2 separate regions of the Mus musculus genome follow, and region 1 is linked to region 2. A link is a loop called in an ENCODE intact Hi-C map of the cell type or tissue named here. Cell type or tissue: left cerebral cortex. All regions are shown on one strand. Each heading gives the region's core, and the rest is flanking DNA. Links, peaks and the distances in the headings are about the cores only.

What was found. Hi-C counts contacts between places; a loop is a spot of excess contacts. Peaks named below come from ENCODE experiments on the same cell type or tissue, not always from the same donor. Only the 100,000 strongest peaks of a DNase experiment are listed, where the experiment ranks them.
Region 1: a loop joins it to region 2, with 4 times the contacts of the local background. A loop is called at or near these places in 12 of 42 quality-filtered maps.

The regions. Positions count from the first base shown.
Region 1 is chr11:52,093,032-52,103,396 of GRCm38, forward strand. It overlaps Ppp2ca (protein phosphatase 2 (formerly 2A), catalytic subunit, alpha isoform), which reads left to right and starts at 5,793. Exons shown (of 7, transcript NM_019411.4): 1 at 5,793-6,119. The coding sequence starts at 6,018. In left cerebral cortex, for the core only: CTCF peaks have their summits at 5,594 and 5,795; DNase peaks (open chromatin) are centred at 5,647, 6,193, 6,545 and 6,795; H3K4me3 peaks cover 3,087 bases; H3K27ac peaks cover 2,167 bases.
Region 2 is chr11:51,995,472-52,005,836 of GRCm38, forward strand. It overlaps Ube2b (ubiquitin-conjugating enzyme E2B), which reads right to left and starts at 5,020. Exons shown (of 6, transcript NM_009458.5): 1 at 4,822-5,020; 2 at 2,347-2,427. The coding sequence starts at 4,865. It overlaps Cdkl3 (cyclin-dependent kinase-like 3), which reads left to right and starts at 8,750. Exons shown (of 14, transcript NM_001166654.1): 1 at 8,750-9,039; 2 at 9,442-9,621. The coding sequence starts at 9,457. In left cerebral cortex, for the core only: no CTCF peak of the experiment used is centred there; DNase peaks (open chromatin) are centred at 4,307, 4,693, 5,043, 5,385 and 1 more place; H3K4me3 peaks cover 3,312 bases; H3K27ac peaks cover 2,289 bases.

The DNA.
Region 1 (10,365 bases), core at 3,438-8,437, 99 kb after region 2:
CGCTCACCCTCTCACACACAATGTAAAATAATAAAAAAGTATACATAAGTAATCAAAGGGCCATCTTGCTGGCTGGTTCACCTGTCAATGTAGAGAATAAACTTCTCGTTGCTGAGAAGGGAGACAGGAGAGCTCTATGGACCTATGAGTGACTGAGCATTTGCCTGGCATGGCAGAGGCACTGAGGTAGATGCCCAGCACCACAGAAAGGAAGAAAAAAGCAAAAGAAAGTAGAGAGAAAGGGTGGAGGGGACAAAAGCAGTAAGGAGGAAGGAGGAAAGGAACCAAGAGAGAAGAAAAATAATGAAGAGAGACAAAGTGAACAGAGAAGTGCAAACTGACTGTGGACGTACAGGCCTCATATAGACACAAGGGGGTATCTACAGTAAAGACTCGGAGTGTGAACATGATGGGCAAGAACGGCTTGCGGCTGGGAACAACGGAGCCCAAGAGCGTGAGAGGGAAGGCGGGAAAAAAGACAAGCTGGCATCTGTTTGCTTTTGGTTTTCAAGACAGGGTTTCTCAGTGTAGCCCTGGCTGTCCTAGAACTCACTCTGTATCCCACACTGGCCTTGATATCAGAGCTATGCCTGCCTCTGCCTCCTGAGTGGGTGCTGAGATTAAAGGTGTTCAGCACCGTGCTCAGCAGCACGTTGGAATTTCGGATGCCCAGTGAGGAGGCAAATGAGAAGACCACAAGAAAGCTGGGCCTCCTTTCTACAAGGAAGCGTGGGCTGTACGTGTCTACATCCTCAGGCACAGTGGAATAGTTAGCTGGTCTTTGGGCTATGGGGTCTGGTTTCTTCTTTACATTTTACTTTTTGACTACGTGTGTATATGCACATGTGTCGTCACACCTGCTCAGAGGACAACCTTCAGGAAATCAGTTCTCTCCTTTTGTCATTGGACATCAGGATCAAATTCAAGTTATCAGGCTTGGTGGCAAGTGACTTAACTTCTTGTGCCTTCTCTCTGGCCCCTAGCTATGAGTTCTTTGAACCTATAGCTCTCCTAAGAGATGCTGCGTTTACTCAGATCTGGATCTTTTCCGTTTTTCTTTTTTTTTTTAAAGATTTATTTATTTATTTATTTATTTATTTATTTATTTTTTATGTAAGTACACTGTAGCTGTTTTCAGACACTCTAGAAGAGGGCATTAGATATCATTACAGATGGTTGTAAGCCACCATGTGGTTGCTGGGAATTGAACTCAGGACCTTTGGAAGAGCAGTCAGTGCTCTTAACCGCTGAGCCATCTCTCCAGCCTCTGGATCTTTTCTTTCAAGGGCAATATATATTCATTACAGAAGAATCAAATCAGTAGAGACTTAAAAATAAGATGTCACTCAACTCTTACTCCCTCTTCTGTAGCTTGCTGGTGTCTCTTGGGAGCATGTATTTATAAAAGATGCTTCATAAAGCTATCATACAAATGGCTGTCGTTTTGTTTGTTCGCTTTGAGATAGGGTCTCACTGGGCAGCCCAGGCTGGCCTCAAGCTCTCAGTCCCACTGAGCCTCCTGAGTGCTTGGTAAACAGGTGTGTTCCACCACACCCACATACACATATTGTTTTATAATGTATTTTTTTGTACTATAAATAGTCACCTGTGTCAATAAATAGACAGTAGTCCTGGGAACTGTGGGGCTGGTGGCAGTCCTGCCTTCTGGATGGTGAACTTTGCCTTTCTTTTCCTGTGCCATTTCCCTCTGTAACTGAGAACAGCCTCGACGTCATGGACATCAGGCGGGGACGTGATCCTTCCTCTCTTTAGTCAAATGACAGGAGCTGGGAGGAAGGTCAGTCGATAGTGTATCTGTGACAAAGTTCCTGGCCACAAAACTGTGGCCCTATCCATGAAGTTCTAAGCCTAAGGAAAAGGCACATGAGCTTCTCCACCCTGCCCCTGAAAAGTACAGAAAGGGAGAGCTAGACATGGCTGGGAGCCGTGGGCATGTGGAGTGCAAAAAGCTGGTGGGCAGGCAAGCAGGCCCAGGGGGCCAGAGCACCACAGGCCTTTTTTCCTGAGCAGGCCCAGCTAGGATGTTGGCTGGGGTTTCTGAGGCATAAGAGACGTAGGTGCACAGTACATATCCTTTTTAGGTGTGTTGCTCTTTTTAGATACAGGATTCGGAGCTAACAGGAACATGAGCCTGACAAAATGTATTAATTCTTAGATTTATTCCTAAGTAACTGTCTCTGCACAACAGGTCTCCTGATGACGGGGGAAGAGAGGGAGTCTCTTATGTTCTATTTCTATCTCTCTTTCCTTGCTTGAATTTCCTCTTCCATCTTCATTTCCTTCTATGATTTGATTATACCTGAGGGACTTTAATGGGCAGTGGGCATATTTAAAATCAGATTTACAATAAAAATGATACATAGCATTGATTGGCTATGCATTCTGTGCTGCTCAATGCTGTGAATTTATAATCTCATTAAACCCTCAGAATAAACTTACTTGTCTATTATAATTACCTTACTTTATAGATAAAAAAAACCTCAGACTTAGAAAATCTACAGGAGCTGGGTGGTCATGGTACATAGCTTTGATCCCAGTACTCTGGAGACAGAAGCAGGTGGACCTCTGGGAGTTCCAGGACACCTGGTCTTCAGAGCTAATTCTAGAACAGCCAGGGCTACACAGAGAAACCCTGTCTTGAAACACCAAAATACATATATATTTATATATTATTAACAATTATTTAATAATATGTTCATATACTATCTATTTAGTGTTTGTTTAATTATAATGTATTCTAATCTATTTTATATATTATTACATAATATATTTTTATATATGCCATATTTATTTATATATATGACACAGGGTGTGGTAGCTATGCCTCTAATCCCAGTCCTCAGAAGCAGAGGCAGGCACAGCTCTGTGAGTTCTGGACCAGCCTGATCTACACAGTGAGATCTTGCTGAAAGAAAGAGAAAGAGAAAGGAAGGAAGGAAGGAAGGAAGGAAAAGGGAGAAAGGGGGAGGAAGGATGGCATCTGCAAAACAGGGATTCAAACCCAGGCCCATCGACCCCAGAGCTGTTTCTCACATTCCTCTGCTTCCTGTGACAGTTGGCTTAAGTCAGAGAACCAGAAGGATCAACAACAGCAAAACTAATTTTAGTTAGAATGCTGGCGAAGTACAGCTCACTCCTTCTCCATGTTTAATGTCAATTTAATATCTTGGCTAAGAGTGCCTATTATAAAGCTATTTGCTCCAGGTTACCCTCCTCCTACCCCGCCCCATCGTCAGATGGTTTTTATTTATAGCTATGTTTAAACATCCTGGGCAACACAGACTCACTGTACCCAGATTCGTCATCTAAGCAATGGTACTCAAAGTTGTCTTAAGGATCCTTTCGGGTTTGTCCAGAAGTTAAAAGGATAATTCTTTTTCTCTTTAAGTTATCTTTTGGCTTTCAAGACAGGGTTTTAAACCTAACTCCTTTTGTCTTAGACTCATTCTGTGGTCCAGGCTGCTCTTGAGATGGAAGCAATTCTCCTGCCTCACCTTAGTGCTGCCATTACCAACATGAGATATCACTCCCAGCCATTTAAAAATTTTTGTTCTCAGTATTCATCAGCTGTCAAATTGAGTAAGCTGGGTCAAATTAGTTAAGGCCCAACTTTCAGATCCTTTTATTATATTGGAAGTTCTACAGAGTATGAGAGCATTCTTGGTTTCCAGTAAGGGTAAAGACACTCTGATTAGCATAGTTCTGTATTGTTTATGATCGGGTATGCCTTACTCCACTGCCTGAATGCTAATGAGAGCTTCCTAGAAGTCATTCCTTAAGAAGTTAAGTTGCAGCATCTAATTATTTGGCAGGATGTTTAAGTACATGTAATTCTATCTTTCCTCCATTTTGTGAGGGTGGTGAGCCAAGTAACCTGCATCAGGAGAAAATAAATAACACATTAACGCTACCAGCAAGGAGTGCCTAGCTAGAGTACTTTAGAAGAACCTTCATTATATAACCTTGGCATATATAGTGGGCGTTTAGTACTTTTCAATCTGCCAGACTAGCATCATCATTGTCTTTGCAGGTGAAAAAAGGCAGTCAAAGGGATGAGTATTGGTCCTTTCTGTGGTTTAGTAGCTGTATGACTCTGGCTGAGACCTTGGCAGTATGAAGTTCTCAGTCTTGACCACTATCTTGAAGAAGCCCCTCCCCTTTTGTGTGTGCCCGCCTACTTCCTGCCCTTCAAGACAGGACCAGTTCTTGCTGAGTACAGGGCAATGGAGAAGAATAAGACAAGACAGCACAGTGAACATGGCTTTATAACTATGGGCACCAAACAGTCTTTATTTAGTCATCTCACGTAGCCTTAACTCTTACTCCTGTTTGTTTTGGGGGGCTATTCACTGCAAACCAGAGTCAGAATTTGAGCTGAAAGGACTGGCAGAACAAGTATGTATGGAGGCGTCTAGAAGAGTAGATCTCAGGTACTTTCTTCGGGAACTCTAGTGGGAGGTACCCACTAGAGAAAGCAGAATTGGTCAAGCCAGTTCCCCTGGCCAAGCAGGTTGTCCTTGATAAAGGAGGATTTTCATCCCTGCCATTTGTGGATGGGGCCACTGAGGTCCTCTTGTAGCTTGTGGGTCAGGGTGTCTTCTGATGCTCTGAGCTGTGTCTTCTCCGGTGTGTGACAGGCTTGACTGTTCCCCACAGTATAGCTAGGTCAGCTCTTGCCTTGACCTTCATGGATAACCATCCTTTGGCTTCTCTCCCAGACTCTGGAGGGGAGCAGTGTATGACTTCCATCCATTCCATTCATTTCCAGCCAGGAACATTCAAGCTCCACCAGGGCAGTAGCCCCTTTCTGTCTGCATGACCCCTTTGTCCCCTAAGCATGGGATCTGGTCAACAGTTGATGCTCTGTAGAGCCAAGTATCTCTGTGAATGCAGACAGTGCAATGTGAACACGTTTCACAAGCCTCAGAAGAGATTTATAACCAGGTCGAAGGCTGATCCTTAAGAATATCAGCTTCCTTTACAGAACACACGGTAGCTGCTTCTACCAGTACCAGAACACAGCCCTGGCTTGTTCCTCTAGAATGTAGGACAAGATTATTTCCAGTGGGCACAGGTCTCGGAGAAAAGTGCACACCAGAGGTGTTGAAGGCCACAGGAGAGGAAGCAAGGCTTAGGAAGAGGCCAGGATCGAAGGCCCACTTCGGCCCCGCCTTCGTGCAGGGACAGGTGTGTGCTGGGGGTGTAAGGTGCGCGGGCGACACATCCCAGCAGGTACACCTTCCTTCGCCCACGAATGACCTAATTATAGGAGCCTGCAACGGCCAGAGGTGGGGAAGGTCACTCCAGGCAACCTGCCACTAGGCTTGTCCCCAAAGGTGTGTGACTCCCTTGTGGTTCCCAGGGCTGCTGGACTAAGCGCCTTAGGGTTGCCTTTAGTCATCAGGCTGGCAGAGCCCAGACCACATCTGAGAGGTATCACCCAGAGGCCTTCCAGAAACACCAGGTCACAAGGAATAAAAACCTCGCCTACACGGACTGCTCATGCGCCGAGACCGCGCAGGCGCCCTGCGGAGCCTGGGACGCCAGGATTAACCAGCACTGCGCTTGCTCGGACTCGCTTCTTCCCTTCCCCCGCCGCCCTCCCAGCGGGAGGACCACGCCCCAAGAGCGAAGCCACTTCCTTCGGCAGCCAACTCCGCTGCGCTTGCGCCCCGGCTCCACGGTGCGCAGCTCTGGGTCCCGGCCCCACTCCGTCGCCCTCCCCGCGGCTCCCTGACGCTGGCGTGACGTCACCACGCCGGGCGGCCGCCATTACAGAAAGCCGAGTCCCGAGCTAGGGCGAGCGGAGGAGGAGGCACAGCGGCCGGCGGCCGAGCACTGCGGAGCGAGCCAGCGGGCCGGCGCCAGCGCCCAGCAGCCGCCTGGGGCCGCAGAAAGCACCCCGGGAGAGCGGCGGCGGCGTGTGCGTGTGGCCCGGGTGCGGGCGGCGGCGCGGGAGCAGCGCGGAGCGGCAGCCGGTTCGGGCGGGCGGCATCATGGACGAGAAGTTGTTCACCAAGGAGCTGGACCAGTGGATCGAGCAGCTGAACGAGTGCAAGCAGCTCTCCGAGTCCCAGGTCAAGAGCCTCTGCGAGAAGGTGAGCTGCTCTCGGCCGCGGGTGCGGCCTCTGCCCGGGCCCGCCTATCAGGAGGCCGCGGGGACGGTGCAACATGGCGGCACGGAGGCCAGACCCCCGAACCTAGCAGCCCGGCGCCCGGCGCTGCCTGCGGCGACTCGCGAGGGACCCGGCGCCCCCCGCCTCCCGCGCGCTGATTGGATGGCGCCGCCACCGCGGCCTAAAATGGCGCCGCGCGCCGGACTCCGGGCTTCGGAGCCTCCGGGCCGAACCCGGCCCGACCCTGGGAAGTGGGGCGGCCGGGACCCTCGGTGGCCCGGCGAGGGACTGGCTGGGCTTTGCGCCCGGGAACGGGTTCCGGACTCATGGAGTCAAAGCATTGCGCTTGCACTCGGGCTTGCTTCGTGGAGCGGGCGCTGCCCACAGGGTCCCCCACAGCAGGGCTTGTAGGCCAGACCCCAGCGCCTATGGAAAGGTCACCTCGCTTTCCTGTCGGTCTCCACGCCTCGGCTTCCCCGGAGCCCTGTTTAAAGTGTGTGTTTAACGATTATGAAGGGAGTCGCTAACCCAGTTCCTACGAAGGTCATAGTGGTAGTTTGAAGGGAGGAATATAAAGTTTTCTTAGTTGGACAAATGGAGGATTTGGTGAGTCATACTACAACGAAGAGCTTTGGGATTGGAAATACAGTGTCACATTAATTTATGATGTATATGCTGACTCAAATTGGGTAGTGTGAAACCCTTCTGTGTGTAACGTACTTGGCGTGGAGCCATTTATTTTTGAATGAGCAACATAAACGGGAAGAGAGTCAAATTTTTTATCCTCTCTGGTTGCAAAAGTTTCTTGGATTGTATTTTTGTGGCTACAATCAGCAGTAGAAATCCCCGTGTTGACCGATTTCTCTATTTCAGACATGGAACTGAGTCCACTCCTTGAAGTGATAACTCGGTATCTCAGGTTATCTCATTCCATTGGTTTTCTCCAAGAATTGGGGAAGCAAGTTGTTCATGTTGTATTCTTGAAGTCTTAATTAATGCAATTTTCTATTAGAAAAATGTGTCTCCACTTCATTTTAGCTTTTCTTTTCAGGGTTAATTTAACATTTAATTTTAGTGCAGAATTATGGATTATGTTAGTAATTTGTGTTAGCAGGAAGAACTTTTGGAGCACAGAAGATGCTCATTCTTTTGTGGCTTGGTGTAGAAAGGAGATTCTTGAGGTTGAATATTTTCTGATGACACAATTTTTCAGAAAATGCTGAAAACCATTTTGGTTAAGTCAAATGTAGATTTATCCCTTCCCTCCTTCCTTCCATCCCAAGTATCCCTGGCTGCCCTGGTACTGGTTATGTAGAGCCAGGGTAACTTTGAACTTGTGACATTCCTTGTGTCTCTGCTTCCTCAGGTGCTGGGATGACGTGTGTGTATGTGTGTCTGTCTGTGTGTTATAACACGCCCCACTTGAATCTCTAGTGTTTTGATCTTTGTTTCTCTCACATCAAACAAGGTTGGTATTTTTAAGGTTTAGAAGTAAGCCTTTTAAATATTACTTAGTAAATCTTGCCAGGTCTCAGTCTCTAATTGCTGACTCGGAGTGAAGGGCTTTATGTGGACATTGGATGACTAGTCATTTGTGTGACCACTCATTGGACTGTTCGGTAGACCTGGACACAATTACTTTTCATTTCCCAACTGAGTGATTGTAACTGGCTTTTTCAGGTAAACGGTTTATTTGGTCCTTGTTTCTGTACTTAAAAATAGTTAACACATGCTCCAAGATTACATGCTCTTAAGAAGGCAACCAGAACACAATGAAGAATATGTTATGCATATTTTCAAGGAACTTTTAATCTAGTTGGAAAGACTAGGGTGGCATTGTTAACTTGACCCTCGAGAGCAGTGGTTCTCAGCCTTCCTAATGCTGTGACCCTTTAATACAGTTCCTCATGTTGTGGTGATCCCAGTCATAAAACTATTTTGTTGCTACCTCATAACTGTAATTTTGCTGCTGTTTTGAATTGTAAATATCTAGTAGTGTGCAGGATACCTGATATGTGACCCCTGTGAAAGGGTCGTTCTGGTCCCCCAAAAGAACTGCTGCTGTAGAGTTACCTGGATAGGAAGTCTCAGAAATTGTCTACCTAGCAGATCAGGTTGGCTTGTGAGTATGTTTAGGAGCATCTTCCTTATGTTGAGATGGGAAGACACACCCACTGTGGATGGCACCATTCCCTAGATTGGGAGGGAGGGGTTCTCAATTGTGTAAGGGTGGGGGGAGCTCCCTATGCAAAGGTCCCCAAATGACCTGAGTTTGGCCCCTTCCTTATAGGACTACATGGTAGAAAGAACATACTCCTTCAAGCTGTCCTCTGAGGTACACACACAAGTAAATGTTACAGTGTGAACATGCATTCATTGCTGAGTTTCTCATGAGGTGATATGAGCACCTCTCTCAGATTCCTGCAGCTGTGACTTCCCTACTGGGATGAACTAGGAGTGTGAACCAAAATAAATGTGTCTTGAAGCCAGGCATAGTGATATGCCCCTTTAATTCTAGCATTCAGGGGGATCGCTGATCTACAGATCAAGTTCAAGGATAGATAGCAAGGGGTACACGGAAAAAACCTGTCTCAGGATGGAAAAACAAAACTAGCTTCCCAGAGTTATTCTTGGAGTGTCTTTATTATTACCAACAAGAAACTAATGTATGGAAATGAGTAGGACACGGATCATCAGGTAGATTTGCTTTGGGAAGACTAGAGATACTAGATGGGATGAGGGCTGACGCTTAACGCATTCAGGAATTTTCACATCTTCCAGAAACTCAGATATGAGGCTACTTAGCTTAGGTCTCTTTTTCTCAATATGTATAGATGTTAGGATTTTAATGTATGTATGTGTGTATTATGTATGCAAATGTATGTAGAGGTGGCCATGGAGGCCAGAGAGGGTGCTGGATCTTCTGGAACCTGGTGGTTTTAATCCACTGGACTTGGATGCTGGGGGCCCAGCTTTAATCCTCTGTAAAAGCAGCATGGACTCTTACCCACTGAGACATTTTGGTAGCCTAGTTTTCATTTTAGAGCCACATAAACAGTAGTGCTTGAAGCCAGGTATGGTTGTGTATGCCTTTGATCCCACATTAGGGAAGCAGGGGCTAGACAGAATTACAAGGTGAGACTTTATCTCCACCCCCCCCAAAAAAGTAAATAAATAGTTTTAAAATCTGTTTTAAAGTTTCCTTGAAATAGATTGCTTTGGTGAACATTGTTATCCAACTTCCTTGCTTTTAATTGTATTTAACTTTTGTAACTATGTAAACTTTACAAACAATACTAATGTTTAGACAGTGAATTGGTTGCCTTGTACCTGTACAAGGTATGCCACTTCCCACTTGTAATATTTTATTGCCAGTTCAGTGGCAACATGAAAACGACATTTGCTTTTGGTGAGATTGCCCTTTAAACATTTATTTTTTCATTTATTTTATTTGTGAGATAGCTGTGTTCTGTAACTCACCATCCTCCTGCTTCAGTGTCCTGAATGCTGGAGATATATGCCACCATTTCCAGCTTTAACAAAAAATTTGAAAACAATCTGAGTTTTTCACCAATTTAGTAGTACTTGTTAAAGAACCACACCCATTAAAGATAACTTCTGGGGGCTGGAGAGATGGCTCAGTGGTTAGGAGCACTGACTGCTCTTCTGAAGGTCCTGAGTTCAATTCCCAGCAACCACATGGTGGCTCACAGCCATCCGTAATGAGGTCTATCACCCTCTTGTGGAGTGTCTGAGACAGTTACAGTGTACTTACATATAATATAATAAAATAAATAAATCTTTAAAAAACAGATAACTTCTTTCTGATGCTCTCAAAAGAAGGAATGATAGCATCAGAGGCTTCCCTTATGTAAAGATAGAAATAAGCCCACGAGCTCACTGTGGTTAAATAGCTGAGACCTCTGTTCTGTACATTGTCAACAATAGCAGTGTGGCTTCCAAGCAGAAAGGATCATAACAGTGGTGACATGGTTTTTTTTATTGCTGACTCATTAAAAATAAAGATGGGCTCCAAGTTTCTACCCAAGCTCCGCTTACTGTGTGTACATGTACCTTGCCGTTTAGGGACCTTGGTGTTTTGGGTGAGCACATGCAGTTCCATCTTAGGCACAGTTCCATCCACAGATGGAAAAAGGTAAATACTATCAACTTGGTGAGTGTGGTTATAAATGCTTATAATCGCAGCACTCTGGAAGCTCATGCAGGA
Region 2 (10,365 bases), core at 2,301-7,300:
AACTTGGGAACTAGGAGGACGGCGCTCACCCTGCTCCTGAGAGCTGCATAAACTTTACCTGTCAGACTGCCACAGCCGTGGCTTGAACTCAGGCAGCACAAAGGACTTTCAATGCTCAAGTTCTTTTTGAAAGGAAATTTGTCTATGATTTTGTTGCAAAAGAATACTGTACAGCTGAGTGTGGCAGCGCACACCCAAATAAAGGCACATGCCTTATTCCCAGCACTGGAAGGAAAAGGCAGGTAGATATCTTGAGTTTGAGGCTAGCCTGGGCTACAGTGTGAGTTCCAGGACAGCCAGTGGCTACACAGAGAAACCCTGTTTTCAAAACCAAAACCAACCAACAAACAAAAACCCAAGAGTCTACAAGTGAACCTGGTACCACACACTTGTATTCCCAGAGACTCAGGAGGCAGAAGCAGAGGATGTCAGAGTTTGAGGACTGCCTAAGATACACAGCCTGACTAACTTGGCAAGGCCATCTCAAACTAAGATTTTAAAAAGGATGGTATAACACATACACAGGGGGAAAAAAAAGCGGGGGATGCGAGTCTCCCAGCCCGGGCTTGCCCAACCATGCAGCAATTGTCCTGCCTCAGACTTCTGAGTGCTAGGATTTATTAAGGATAAGTCAGTATACCTATTTTGATTTTCTTGAGATAAGGTCTTACTAAATAAATAGCCCAGGTTGGCTTCTACATTGTGATCCTTCTGCCTCAGCCTTCCAGGGGCTATGATTATAGATGACTGACCAGGACTTCAGGAATGTTAAGGCAAGCACTCCACCACTGAGCTAGCTACATTCTTAGTACCCCACTAGTTATCTACTAGTTAAGTGTAGATCCCCCACTAGTTATATCCTAGTTAAGTGTAGATCCTTGTAAGACAGCTTACTGATGAAGAATATTTGAAAAAACCTCTTACAGGAATTTGATTTCCAGTACCCATGTCAGGGAGCTTACAACTTCAGGACATCAGACATTGGCCTCTGGCTTCCAATGGGCACCTGCTCTCTTATACACGTATCCTTCAAACCCTAGTTTTTAATCAATTACCTGGGTTGACTGTAAAATCATACCATACCATAACTAGCTGTAGTGGTAAATTCCCATAATCCCATATATAGACAAACACACATAATCAAAAATTTTTTACATTTTAAATCAAAAAGGATGTGCAGGGCTAGCAAGACAGTTTAGCAAGTAGAACTACTCGCCATACTATCTCTTGAACACATGATGGAGGGAGAGAAATGACTACACAATTGTCATCTTACCTCTACACCAAGTGTTATGGGTTATAGATACCTACTCACAGTCAGTCAGCCAGCATGCAGGCGTGCACACTTGCGCACAAATGATAAACAAGAAATTAAAAAGGTATTATATGGTAGCCTATGCCTGTGTTCCCAGCACTGAGGATGTTGAAGGAAGAAGATCCCAAGTCTGAGAAATGCATGGAGATCTTTTTGTTGTTGTTTTTTTGTGAGACAGGACCTCAGTAGGCAGCCTGGACCCTAGCCTCTAAGTGCTAGATCAAAAGGCTGAACCCCACCCTTGTCAAGAGTCTATCTCAATAGAATCTCAAAGGTGCTAGGAGTGCAGCCCAGTGATGGATGGAGCATTTGCCTACAGGGTGTTTCAATCTCAGTATTACCCAAAGTCATCCAGTGGCTTCTCGGTAGGCTGTGCATATGTCATTTTTAGCTAAAATTCTTGTCACAGCAAAGTTTTCGGTCCTTTTGGTTCCAAGTGTCCTTACAGCTCCAACAGTAGGGGCATAAACACTTGAACGGCACATTTTGTATGAGGTGATTTACCTGATCTCCTTCATTAGCCCATTTAATTTCCAGCATTTACTTATTAGTGTGGGGATCAAGCCCTGGGCCATATGCATAGCAGGCAAGCAGTCTACCACTCAGCTTCACTCAAAGCCTTCACACCCTAGGATCAGTCACCTCGAGTAACCATAAAACCATACCATAGCCAGGTACAGTGTCATACGCCCACAATCCCAGCTACTCCAGAGGGCCTAAAGCAAGAGGATCACTTCAGCCCAGTTCAAAATCACCCTGAGCAACACTGCAACACACCTTGGCTCAAGGGAAAGAAGCCAAATTAAATATAACAGCAAGCCGACCAATTTTATATAAATGCCCCAGACTCAATAAAATGTTTCAAGAGCTGGATATACAGCTTAGGGATGGGAGCACAATTAGCACAGGAGGCCCAGGGTTCTCAAAAGATGTGTCCCCGCCCCACACAAGTGAGTTTCAGAATCGGCCTCAGCCTCTCTCCCCAGTGCTTATTTACTTACCTTTTCTGAGCAATCCCTAGCTCAACTCACCCAAATATAACTGCATTCCACTGCATGATGTTGTTTTCAGATGGGGCGCCACTGACCCCCACAGGTGGGTCCTCTTGCAATCTAGAAGTCCAGAGTAGTCATTTTCAGAGTTGAACATATAGGCCAGTGAGGTCAGACTCTCCTGAAGCTACTCTGACAGACTAGCTAGACTGACTTGTTATAGTTGGAGCTGAAATGAGTTACGATCTAAATGAATCAACCAGGTTAATATTCGTATTAATACTACCAGATCTGTAAATTCTTCAAACAGCAAGATTTAAGATATGGTCTCTTGAGGAACTCGTTTTCAGAGTACCCTCTTAACCCACTCAAAGTTTACAATTTTAGCAATGAAAAATACTTTTAGATAACCTGCAACTACCAGGTGGTAGTGGTTGTCCACACCTTTGGACCCAACACTTGGGACATAGGTGAGTGAGTTGGAGGCCAGCCTGGTCTACAGAGTGAGTTCCAAAACAGCCAGGGCTACACACACAAAAAACAAACAAACAAACAAAAAAACCCTGTCTCAAAAAACAAAAACCAAACACAACAAAAACTTACAATTTTCGTACCTTAATCATGGAAGGATCTCCAGTCCTAACTACAGACACTACACAACACAAAAATGTAGGAAATCTCTATACACTAAATGACTTAAAAAAACAAAAAACCTCAATTTAACTAGAAAGCAAGTCTTACTTCATGGCCTGTGCTTCAAACAGTGCCTTTCTAAAGTAGTCAGAAGCTCCAGCTAGCTTTTCCAGCAGGCTCTATTTTAAAAACTCTGCTCTCAGGCCAAATATACCTCAGGCCTCCATACAATGCTTTCAACAGACATCATCAGCAATTTCATGTAACCTCAAGATCCTTGGAAAACCACCAAAGGCACCTTGTACTCAACTGGGAGTCAAGTACAGAAATTGCAAAAATGAACAAGAGATAAATAATAATAGATAATGTATTATCCATAATGGAAAGTTTTATTTGTGTATCAGTTACAGAGCTAATCAAATATAGTGACTTCAAGCATTGGGTGACTTTTGCACCAAAAAGGACATCTCTTTGTCTGGCAGATCATTAATAAAAAAAAAAAAAAAAAAAAAACAGCCTGGCAGTAGTGGCGCACGCCTTTAATCCCAGCATTTAGGGGACAGAGGCAAGGGGATTTCTGAGTTCGAGCCAGCCTGGTCTACAGAGTGAGTTTCAGGACAGCCAGGGCTACACAGAGAAAGAAACCCTGTCTTGAAAAACAAAAAACAAACAAAAAAAAAGCAAGCAAACAAACAACAACAAAAACCTGTCCATCTCACAAAGTATGTTGTGATTTTTAAGTGGACACTTGGCAAACTGGTCAACCTCAAGCAGATTAGGTCACTAACAGGACTGAGAGGGACGAATTTACTGCTTCATTCCTCAATTGTGTGGCTAAAATCAGCAACGAATTAAATGATGAAGTTGTCCAGGTCCCAAGACAATAGCTTCCAAATGCCTCATAAAGGGCTTTTTTTTCTCTCTCTCTCATAAAGGGCTTTATAATGGGAAAGTTGAGCAGTTGCTTCCTGAGAGGCAAATCTAAGTTTTTATATTACAGATTTGTCTCAATCACAGCGGGTCTGCCCAGAAAGAAAACTAGTATCTAGTCTACTGTTTCTGCACTTGTACGTTTCCAAGGAGAGGTAAACAACTGGGAGAGGTCATCTTCTTCCTTCAAGCCCCACATTTCCTATAAACCCCTATTTTCCAAAAGGAGGCCCAGGTGGAGTATCAGATTAGCTCCAGTCTGACGGAAGGCATTTTTCCAGGCTGGGGAGGCTATAGATAGGCTTTTATTCCGCGGCCAGATCTTAGTTCCAGAAGGCACTGGCAGGCCAAGTGGCTAGCTCCAGGCCCAGGTTTCCCGAGCCAGTTCTCAAGGTCCTTCCAGGTGGGCGGGGGCAGATCGGGTTTCGGGGGATGGGCTAACCACCTCCGGACCTCGCGCAGCAGACCCCACCCTCACCACTGCAGAAAGGGAGAGATTTGGGGCAGTATTCACCCCAACCTCTCACTACCAACAGGAGATCACGGGGCCCTGTAACAAAGCTGGACTGGTCCGCCAGGCGAGGCCGGAGCCTCAGGAGCAGCTCACTCGCACCACCTGGGGAGGGGACACTGCAGGGTGCAGAGGCGGGAGGTGAAGCGTCTGCATCTGCCCTAGGTGGGCCTCTGGGACACCTAGGCCCAGCGATGGCCACCTTCCTACTTTTGGGGGGGAAGGGCAGGAGGCTGTAGTACCGACCATCTTTACTCCAGACAGAGGGAGGTATGAAGCGAGGGAGTAAGAGCCACCGGGAAGCCGGGACTGCCGTGGGTCCCGCAGGCCCACTGCCCGCCTCCTCAGGGTCACCAGGAGGAAGATATCCGGAATCCCCGCCCTACAGTCCATGGCTTCGGGAAGAGGCCGTCATATTGGGCTAAGACGAGGGCCCTTACCGCTTGAAATCCCGCATGAGCCTCCTACGGGCCGGGGTCGACATGCTCCGCAGCTGCCCCGCGGTCAGTCTGAAAGAAAAGAGTCCCGTTCAGCCCCCCCACCCCCCGGCGCAGCGGCCGAATCACTGTGGGTCGCCGCCGCCACCGAGACTGCACAAACAACCCTGCAATGACGTCTCCCTCCGCCGCCTCCAGATCCCTCCGCCCTCCGCCAGTACCACCGCGGGAGGGGGGAGAGGGGGCGGGGCGAGCGGGCGCGCGCGCCGCACCGGAGGGGCAGAAGGCGGCCTTCCGGGCTTGTTGCTTGCGGGCAACTACGGAGGATCCGCTCCGTGCTCACGCTGAACACGGCCCGGCCCAACGCCCTCGGAGCCCACACGCTACCTCGCCTCGCTCCCCCCGTCGCTAGTTTCAAGTTCGGCCGGACGGGGAGAGAGTGGTGCATCCGGAGCCTGAGATTTCGGAGGAGAGGAGGTGGGGGGGGGGGTGACGTCAAGTCACGTGACCGCCAGCGCCGCTGTCAACAATCCACCCCTGAGGGGGAGGGAGCGAAGTATCTAGAACCACGTGTGCCTGTGACGCCATCAGAGCAGGTCACGTGATGGCCTAGCCTGGCTCTGGTTTCAGGTCTAACAAAGCAGGTCCTTGAGTATAAGGAGTTGACACCTCTAGTCATACATTATTCTTTTGGTCCCAAAGTACTGGGGCTTTGCAAAAGGAGACATTGTGGAAGGAGCCGCTTGCATTCTGAGTCTTTTAAAACGGAACAACAAAAAAAAAATCTGGACTTAATTCTGTGTTTCAAGTGGCTTAGCAACTCTGGTACGTGGGACAGGTACTGAAAGTGTGGCAAAGCCTTGTAATGAACGGCTTTGAATGCTAGGTCGGTGCAAATGAGATGGGATTAAGGGCATTTGCATCAATAGCCTGTTCCTGCTAATGGAATTTCCATACTTAGAATTTATACAGAAATGAGAGTGGAATAGATTGCCCAAACCTTAAAGACTCCATCTATGGAGTCTTTGAATTGGAATCTGTGAATTTGCCTGCGGTGGGGCACAATTGTGTTTTTCAAGAAGTGAGTGGGTGTGATTTTAGAGCATATCAATGCTGCTGGTTGTCAAAGAAACCTACAAAAATGATTCAGATCAGGGGAGAGATCCTGCAGACATGGGTGGGAGTTAGAGCTCGACTCTGAGGTAACTCATTACAAGCTTTATACAATAGCAAAGAGGGACCAAATGGACCGGAAGTGCGGTGTGGGGGGTTGATTCATAGCCGATTCCCGAAGCATTGACCACCACAGCCCCCAGCTGGCTCCTGGAATTTCCGTGCTCAGCTTCTAGCCCTGTATTGGGGATTTGTTAGTTCTAGGGACCGGAACAGTGTAGTAGATGCGGAATTCTTTAACTCAAGAAGGGGGAAGCGCATGAGACTCCACTGCTCACTCTTTCACATGGTTCCATGAAACCAGGAAGGGTTAACCTTTTTCACTGTCCTTATCCCTTCTTCCTTCAAACAATTCTCTTGATTTAAAATGACCTTGAGAACCCAGCGTCTTGGTGCATCCTGCCAATCCCACCATTCGGAGAGTGGAAAGGATCAGGAGTATAAGGCTAGCCTCAGTGAAGCAGGATGGTAGCCACCCTAGGCAGCCTGAGCGTCTCATCCCTCCCCGCCAAAAAGTAACCTTGAGGATTGTCAGGTATGTCTTACTCTTGATAGCCGCTGCTGTGTCCTCACAATGTGACTAAGCTAAAAGTTAAATATTCTTACCTTTACGTTTCTTCTCTTTGAGTTATTCCGTAGAACCCCAGGGCCTTAGGTAGCCCTGTAAAATGTTATTGAAAAGGATGCAGCGCACAAGCACAACTCCAGCACTGGGTAGACAGGGGACTAGAGGTCTGCAAATTCCACCGCACCTAGAGTTGGGAGAGACCTTGTCTTGGGGGAAAACAGGCTTTTTAAATCCCCTGGGCCGGTAACAAGTGCCTGGGCTTTTTTAAATTTCCGTCCAGCCATACCAATGTTAATCTTCCTCATGATCAAGAAATACATAGAGTGAAATGGCAGACGCTTTTTAAAAATCTCATTCTGTTGCTTATCTAGCAATTTATTACTTTAAAAAATGGACGGGATAGTTTTTAATATCCAAAATGAAATGTTTTGATAAATTGAATGCTTCCCAAAAATATAGAGAGCAGAATGTTAACAAAATTCACACAATTTCATGGCCAGGTGGCTTGCTGGAAACCTACAACCGCAGTCTTAGAACTATAATTTCACTTATTAAAACAGGGTAACTTGCTATGTAGACCAGGCTGGCCCCAATCTCACATAGTTCTGACTTCCTCTCTCCTGAGTGCTGGGGTTAGGAGTTAGTTTGTGATGACAGGGGCTCACTAATTCATGCTTTGCTCCTTGCAAATATTTAGTTCATAACAAATCTTAAGTAAACATATAGCAGGTCTCACAACATTCTTATTTATAGGAAAAAGAAAAATCCAAGCCAAGTGCCCAGCCCTCCTAACTCTCAAGCTCCAAAGCCAGGCTCTAGCAGTTAGTAGCAAAATTGCAAAAATGGAAATGCGTCTAAACTGTTTCTCTGTGTAGCCCTGGCCGTCCTGGAACTCGCCTGCCTCTGCCTCCCAAGTGCTGGGATTAAAGGCGTGAGCTACCACGCCCGGCTGTTTTTTGTTTGTTTGTTGTTTTTTAAGATTTTTTTTTTTTTTTTTTTTTTTTACAAATACACTGTAGCTGTCTTCAGACACACCAGAAGAGGGCATCAGATCCCATTACAGATGCTTGTGAGTAACCATGTGGTTGCTGGGAACTGAATTCAGGACCTCTGGAGTAGTAGTCAGTAATCCTAACCGCTGAGCCATCTCTCCAGCCCTAAACTGTTTTTTGTTTTTGTTTTTAAAAAAGCAAACTAGTTTCTTTTTTACACTACTCAGCACACTCGTTGTGCACATTCATTTGTGTGTATAGGTCACAAGACAACTTGGAGGAGTTGGTTCATTTTCCACCACGTAGGTCCAAGAAATTGAACTCTACACTTTGGGCTTCGTAGCCTTTTCCTACTGAGCCATCTCGATGACCTACTTTTGCTATTACAGTTAAATCAAGATCTGTAAAAATGGAGCCCTTTTAAAAGCTCTGCGGGCTATTTAAAAGTACATCCCTAGGCGTCCTTGTACTTACTCAGCCTGTGGCAGAGTCCGGTGAATTATTTTGTTTTCCTAAAAAGTTTTGCGTTTCACACGTCATGAGAAAACTTTAAAAGTACTGCTAGGGCTGGATATGATGGCACTCAGCACAGCACTCTAAGCAGGCAGATAATCTTGGGAGTTTGAGGCCAGCCTGGAAGTATACATTGTGAGTCCCAGGCTACCCGGAGCTATATAGTAGCCCTTGTCTCAAAACAAAAAGGGATCACTAGTAGGTAGAAAGCAGTAGTAATTGGGAAACTGAAAATGTGTACAGAAATGGTGTTAGAAATAAGTCAGAGGAGTAGTGAACGCTGAGTATGTGGCTTACTACCGAGCTAAGCCCTCTATCCAAAAACGATCTTGTCCCCGGTTTAAGGATTATGTCGACTTTGAGGTCGAAATCGGTTGCATGGAATAGTAACGAAGCACTGGCAAACTGTAGCCCCATAAGTGTTCCGTAGATCCAATTATCTCCGTCAACCTCCTAGAACCGGGCACAAGTAAGGGACCAGTAACCACCCAGGTGACAAAACGCTCTCTTGCCGGGCGAAAGCCTCCAGGCGTTCATTCTGCTATAAAATGCCCCGCTCTCCCTCATCCCCACCCCCCACCCCCACCCCCACCTGCAAGCACGCGGGCCTCCTACGTCCCTCCCCCTTCCCCTTGGGTCTATCTTCCGCTTCGTGTCACTTTCCCTTCCGGGTCAGGACCTCAGCAATTTCCAGTCTTGCGTACTGTGCTCGGAACGCGGCAGTGCCCCGCCCTCACCCCGTTGCCAGGGCGTCCGGCTGCCCCGAGCCGGCAAGGTCGGCCAGGAGAGGAGGTGTGGTGTCCCGGGCCGGCTGGGACTTGCACGCAGCCGGGCCGGCGGGACTACAGGATGGGCTGAGGCGGCGGTGGTTCTCAGGACGAGGTCGACAGCGCGGCGAGACGGGCCACTCGGGTTGGGGCTGCACAGACTGCGTGTTTGAGGAGAGGGCAGGACGTATGGGTGACTAGTGCTGAGGTGGGAGTCCCCACGCTTGGTGGACCGTGGCTCCTAACAAGGGACCCGCAGTGTTGTTAGCGGGACTTTTTAGTTTGGCTTCCATTGTTCCTGAAAGGGGACCTCAAATTGTAAATCCCGTATTCTAAAAGGATGCCTGAGTTAAACGCATATCAGACCTCTTTTATTTCTCAATCCCGGTCTACACAAAATGCTAGATTAATGAAGGACATCCTGCGTTCTGGTGAAAGTTGGAGCTTCTTAGACAATTTAAGAGTTCCCTCGAGCAGGCTCTGCTGTAGCCGGCACTCCTAGTTTTTGTTCTTATATCCGAAAGTAGGGGATTATCTCTAAGCATTATAGAGCTTGTATAATTGAAAGTGTGAACGTTTAACGTTTTCTTTCTTTATTTCTGTGAAGTAGAAGCCAGGCTTGAAAATGGAGATGTATGAAACCCTTGGAAAAGTGGGAGAGGGAAGTTATGGAACGGTCATGAAATGCAAACATAAGGACACTGGGCGAATAGTGGCCATTAAGATTTTCTATGAGAAACCAGAAAAATCTGTCAACAAAATTGCAACGAGAGAAATAAAGTTTCTAAAGGTTTGCTTCTTTTGCCTTTTATTATATATATTTTTTCTTGTTTTCCCATTGGGACCTATCTTGCTATGCAGCCCAGGCTGTCTTGAAATGCTTTATTTTTTTCCAGGGCTAAGATTTACAGGCCTACATTGAAACACCCATCTTCTTTTTCCTTGATTATTTAAGTCAAAAGAGAAATTGTTATGGGATAAAAATAAAATATATGAAAGAATGTTTCCATTAACAGATAAACTAAGACCTGTCATAGAGAAACCCTCATTGTCTACAATCTGTACTTTTTTATTGATATAAGATTGTGTGCTTGTGTATAACAATTATGCTAGTATTGTAAAATCATTCAAAACTATTCAAGTATAATACTTAGTAAGGATGTCTGCTTTGTACAAGGGATTGTGGAAAACGATGAGAGTAGGAAGAAGGAAAAAAAATTTTTTTTGCCAGGTATTGGGGTGCAAACCTTTAATTCCAGTACTGGAGAGTCAGAGACAGGTAGATCTCTGAGATTAAGGCCAGCTTGGTCTGCAGAGTGAGTTCTAGGACAGCCAAGGCTGTTAAACAAAGAAAACCTGTCTTGAAGAAAAAAAAAATGTTCCTTAGTGGCATAACTATGCAGGAGGGTATAGTAAAATAACCCTGAATAAGAGTGGTTCACGCTGAGCCAGAGAGATGGCTCTGTGGTTAAAAGCACTTCCTAGACTAGAGTCATTTCCTAGCACCCCACATCAGCAGGTTCACAACTGCCTG